2 separate regions of the Mus musculus genome follow, and region 2 is linked to region 1. A link is a loop called in an ENCODE intact Hi-C map of the cell type or tissue named here. Cell type or tissue: left cerebral cortex. All regions are shown on one strand. Each heading gives the region's core, and the rest is flanking DNA. Links, peaks and the distances in the headings are about the cores only.

Evidence for each region. Hi-C counts contacts between places; a loop is a spot of excess contacts. Peaks named below come from ENCODE experiments on the same cell type or tissue, not always from the same donor. Only the 100,000 strongest peaks of a DNase experiment are listed, where the experiment ranks them.
Region 2: it touches region 1 in a loop (9-fold over the local background); 2 of 42 quality-filtered maps call a loop at or near these places.

The regions. Positions count from the first base shown.
Region 1 is chr8:43,185,572-43,188,497 of GRCm38, forward strand. Triml2 (tripartite motif family-like 2) reads left to right here. Exons shown (of 8, transcript NM_001381929.1): 5 at 2,000-2,140. Among named protein-coding and RNA genes, the nearest start is that of Triml2, 6.5 kb to the left of the region's middle. In left cerebral cortex, for the core only: no CTCF peak of the experiment used is centred there; no DNase peak of the experiment used is centred there.
Region 2 is chr8:43,254,613-43,257,538 of GRCm38, forward strand. No RefSeq gene overlaps it. Among named protein-coding and RNA genes, the nearest start is that of Zfp42, 51 kb to the right of the region's middle. In left cerebral cortex, for the core only: no CTCF peak of the experiment used is centred there; a DNase peak (open chromatin) is centred at 1,272.

The sequences.
Region 1 (2,926 bases), core at 289-2,788:
AGGCAGGTGAATCTCTCTGAGTTTGAGGCCAACTACGGAGTGAGTTCCAGGACAGTCAAGGCTACACAGAGAAACCCTGTCTGGAAAAAAACACAAATCAAAAAAAGTTTATCCAGTGACAACTATGTGTGTAGAGTGGACAAGTGTACTTACTTGCAGTTCTTTCATAAGATACTGTTTGAACACTCATATAAATAGAGAAGCAAGGAAGGAAAGAGGCCCATACATTTATTTGTATATATTCATTATCTCATATTACAGTGTTAGTATACCTAAAACCATGGAAAGACACATGGCTAAGACAGCATTAATATTGTTTCCATGCAGAGCCACGTTGAGAGAATTAACCTCAGAAGACTCCCAGGGATTTTATTAATGGTCTAGTAGTTACTAGCTTTTGGGTAGCCTTGGGCCCCTGTGGCTCAGTGTCTAACCTCATTTCTTTAGCTGTGAAATGGAAATAACAATGGCCTCTGGTTCATAACGTTGCTGTGAGGCTTGACTGAGATCATCTACAGAGGGCCCCTAGACAGTGCCTTGTACATTTTCAGCAGTCTACAAATAGCAGGCACCATTATTACAGTTGGGATCTTTAATAGCAACGGGAGATTAAATGTAAACTATAGCCTTCTATAAGAGGCTTGCAGAATTGGCTGCAGCTGTACTATGGCGTGCTACTTGTCATGAGGGCTAGCTGGCATGACTGTGCGTCAGTGAGGAACTCTCCAACACAGAAGTGATTTCCCAAATGAGAAGAAAAAAATAAAACCTCTAGTATTGGGTTTTCTTTTTCCTAATTGATGCAACCATAATCAGGTAGAATACATTTAGAAAGATAAAAAGGAAAACCAGTTATCAATGGCCTCATTATTTAAGCATCTCTGCTAATTATTGATTAAAGTATCAATTTTTAAATTTGTTTTTAAGTAGGCAGCCAGGCATGCTGATACATGCCTGTAATCCTAGCACCCTGAAGGCAGAAGCAGGTTAATCTATGAGTTCAAGGCCAGTCTGTACTACATAGTGAGTTATAGAACAGCCAGGGCTATGCAAAGAAATGCTGTCTTTTAAAAAACAAAACAATACAAAACCAAAAGAAAGTGTTTTTGAGATAGTCTCACTACTTAGCTCCAGTTGGCCTCAAACTTGCTTTGTAGACAGGTTGGCCTTGAACTGACAAAGACGCCTGCCTCTGTCCCCTAGGGCTGGAATTAAAGGGATACCACGCCCTAAGTGATAATTTTAATTCATGATGAAACATTCAAGTTTGGAACAAAATGTCACACCAGAAAGTGCGTGGCGTGTTTTGGGTGCCATGTTTGTTAATCTGAGTAAAGAGATTTCATGGACAAATGCCTACCTAACTTTGCTATATTAAACAGTAAGCGTAAAATTGCATTTCTTTGTTTATTTAGAAAGGAAATCTCCCTCTGTGGTCACTGCTAGCCTGAACTCATGATCTTCCTGCATCTTTTCTCCACATCTCAAATTCGGGCGTTACAGTTTTGTGCTGGACCACCTGGCCTCAGGTTTCTATTGAAAGGCATTCTGCTCCACGGAGAAGCGGGGCGTTACCTGATTATGTCCTCTCCTAAGACATTCAGCAATTCAGGTTTCCTGGCCAAGGTTCAATCAGTAAATAAAAGGGCATAGTGATGTCTTTAATCCCAGCACTTGGGAGGCAGAGGCAGGTGGATTTCTGAGTTCGAGGCCAGCCTGGTCTACTGAGTGAGTTCCAGGACAGCCAGGGCTACACAGAGAAACCCTGTCTCGAAAAACCAAAAACCAAAAACCAAAACAAAACAAAAACCTATCAGTTGTTAAGAGTACTATCTACTCTTCCAGAGGACCTGGGTTCAATTCCTAGCACCCACAACATAGCTGACAAGTGTCTGACTCCAACTCCAGGGTATTTGACACCCTCACAGACATACATGTAGGCAAAACACCAGTTCACATAAAAAAAAGGTACAGAGTTCATGAGGAGATGCATCTGCAGAGACTTAGTCACCTGGGGAGAGAGAACATGGAAAAACTGAAGGCGAGTGAAGTCCGGCTTGGTGAGCACCTGCGCAGCCTCCAGACGATGATCACGGACCTCGAGAAGAACTGTGGGGAATCTGCCGTTGCACTGCTCCAGGTAAGCCTGAGGAAAGCCATTCCTCAACAGCATTTGAGGACTGCAGAGTGAAGAGACTCATTAAGGGTCCCTTCCTGAATGCCGGGTCCAGTGATCTTCAAGCCAGTGTGAAAGCTAAGCAGCCATTGTCGCCCTGCTAAAAGCACTATGAATACTGTCGATGGTCTGTAAATCAGTACAGACGTAGGGGAAGCATTGAGCTTCCTCAATGCCCACTTTGGGCATATGTCTGAAGAAAACTAATGTGCCAAAGAAACTTTTACAGTAGTAGGAACAGGTAAAGATATGTGATTCATATAACTCATATATAAGATGTTGCTTATTCGTGAAAAAGACAAAGTTATAATTATAATTAAATTTTATGTAATATATATTAAATAATATGTAATTATATATGGCATATAATATATTATAATTTAGATGAAATTTGGGATCCTTATGTTAATTGTTGGCATAATAAGCCAAGCATAGAAAGAAAAGTAGAAGATTTGAATTCCTACGTAGAACTTAAATTGATGTCATAGAAGCTGACAGACTGATGATTAACAAAGACTGGGGAAAACTGGAAAGGGTGATGGCAGGGGAGGTTGACTGGTCCATACTGAATTAGAGGTCAAAGCATAGAGAGATCAGTGACAGGTATAATAAGCCCTGGAGTTTTTCTATACATGGGCATAACAACCTGAAAATGATAATATACTGTATTTCTTCTTATTCAAAATGAGTCCTTGAATGCTAGGGGATTTCTATGAGTTCAAGCCATTCTGATCTACATAGCCAGTTTCA
Region 2 (2,926 bases), core at 333-2,832, 69 kb after region 1:
AGAACAAATTGGAGAACTGCACCTTAGCATCAGAACCACCCCTCCATTTTTCTGACACTTCTGACTCACATCTAGTGGACAGAAAGAAGGTATAGAGACAGGGGGCACATGACTCAAGGACATACCCTAGAAAGGGCAGCGACCACTAGACCCTCAGATGCTGTCAGGGAACGGGTGACTGGGTCATAAGAACAACCAGTCATCCTCCTGGAGTGGTTTTCTATGTGACAAAGAAATTGACTTTCTGGTACCAGGCTGAAGCCATGAGCACAAGGAAACTCAGGAGACTTTCTGCTCCCAGTTAAGTCTTCTCTTCTAATAATTTTAATACCCATCTTGAGTTTTGCAGATGACATATCTGGGACACACAAGCTATCCCCTTTGCTATGTCCTATCTGAACTCCTGACCAGTCAAAGCTATGAAATACTAACAAGTATTATTATTATTTTAGACCAATAAATTTGGTGCAATTTCTCTTAGAACATTAGGTAACTAATGTACCGTTTATAGCACAGCTTCTACGAATCTCATGATATTTTATCCTTGTTTTCTGGTGTTGGCCTTAAATGATGTCTACACCGTCTCATAGTAATCTATAGATGTGCCCTCCAAGGAATTCTAGATTTGGACTTTGGTATGGACACCCTAGATAAGTAATTTTAAAACTCTTTCTTTGGGGGTAGGGGTGGGGCTAGGGAAGGGTACTTTCTTTGTATTGATTTGTTTTCTGGTATGTGTGTGTGTGTGTGTGTGTGTGTGTGTGTGTGTGTGTGTGTGTGTGTGTGTGTGTGTGTGATGGTTAGAGCTGGGAGTAAACCAAAGGCTAGGTATGTGCTCTACTACAGAGCTATATTCCAGCCCTGAAACTGTCTTAATAACTGTATTTTGTATCACATACCTTTATCTTAAATAATTTTACATTTGCATTATTTCTACATTTAATTTTCTGTCTTAATCATTGATGTGTATATTTGTATTGACTACATTTAGGGAAAGGGAAAATGTAGACGTGTATTTCAAGACTTTCAAATTTTGGGGCAACATTCTATTTTTATTTTAAAATAGTGAACACTATAAGAAATATGTCAAAATATGCCAAAAGGTAAATCTTAAATAAAATGTGATCACAATTCCAATGTAAATACTAAATAAGCTTAAGGGAAGATTCTATTTAATTTATTAATGTGTGAAGAAGCATAAATCCTAAGCAACGGCATACAGAACCAAGCAACCCACATACATGTCACATAAGGAATGAGGAATGCAGGGACGGAATTGCAAGCAGATGCCTGGACGCAAAATCTGGCAGACTAGCTTGATCTGCATACACATCAATAGCTGCAAGATCACCAATAACATTCCAAGGGACAAAATTTGCATTTCATGGACGAGAAAAATTTACGTTACCATCATTCTTTTTTACTTTCCTCACATGATATCGGCAATTTTAAAAGAAGCCACTGCATTGTAGAATACCTCTAAATCTATGTCTTTTTTTTTCAAATATCGTCCTTGAGGTTAGATTTATAATAAACATTTGGTGTGTGTGTGTGTGTGTGTGTGTGTGTGTGTGTGTGTGTGTGATGCTAGGAATTAAACCCAGGGTCTCATGCACATAACATAATCACATTACCAAGTGTGTCTATATCGCCAGCCCATATAGACATTTTAATAAGTGTATTTCCTAGGCAGTGTTAAAGGTAAAACCCTTTTTGTTAAACAGGTAGATGGCAGCATCATTGGCACTATATAAACAACACTCCAGTGACTAACTGGAGTAGGTGGGGGTTTTTCTTTCTTTCTTTTTACATTTTTTAAAATATATATTTTTTAAATTATTATTTTATGTGTTTGGGTGTTTTGCATGCATGTACCATGTGCATGTTGATCTCAGAGGCCAGAAGAGTGTAGTGGGTCTGAAACTGAAGTCACAGATTGTTGTGAGACACTGGGTGGGACCTAGGAATTAAATGTTAAGTCCCCTGAAGAGCAGCCAGTGCTCTTTTTTTCTTTTTCTTTTAAGATTTTATTTGTCTAATATATGTGAATACACTGTAGCTATCTTCAGACACACCAGAAGAGGGCATCGGATCCCATTACAGATGGTTGTGAGTCACCATGTGGTTGCTGGGAATTGAACTCAGAACCTCTGGAAGAGCAGTCAGTGCTCTTAACCACTGAGCCACCTCTCCAGCCCCAACCAGTGCTCTTATCCTTTGAATCTTGTTTTATGGTTTTTGAGATAGCTGGAACTGGCCTCAAATTAGCTTTGTAACCCAGGCTGACCTTGAACTCCTGAGCCTCTGGCCTAGACTACCAAATGCTGAGATTACAATCACACTGTACCACGCCCTGTTACTCTGATTTCTCCCCCCATTAATTGCTATTATATTTTATTTTTGCTTGTATCTCTTTTTGTCTACTCAGTTTTTAATGAGTATACTTTCCCAGAAAGCTTCTGCACCCTGATTTCTCATTTTCTACCTATTTTATCTCTGGAGTAACATTTAGATTTTTATACTTTTTAGGATCAAAAACTAAGCCATGTGCGTTGAAGCTATGTAAAATATTTTATTTTTAACTTAGGGGAAAAAAGATTGATAGAAATGGACTCATTGGAAGATTAAAATCCAATTTAAGTTTTTCATAACTTTCTTCTCGAAATAAATATTTTAAGATGATAGAATGAGTGACTTACAGAGTACTCATCAAACCCTTCATCTTCTTATTAGCCTGATAACATAGACTTTGTTGTGGTATTCATTTTCTAGATGATGAAATGGAGGTAGAGTGTACCAAAATAACTCTCTCAAAGCTAGGAAGGACCATGTCGGGCAGGAAGGAAGAGACTTGTGCTTGTCTCTCTCTGCATCTCCTGACATGAGTGGGTTGGCAATACTCTTTGTACTAAAATGTTTGCCTGTG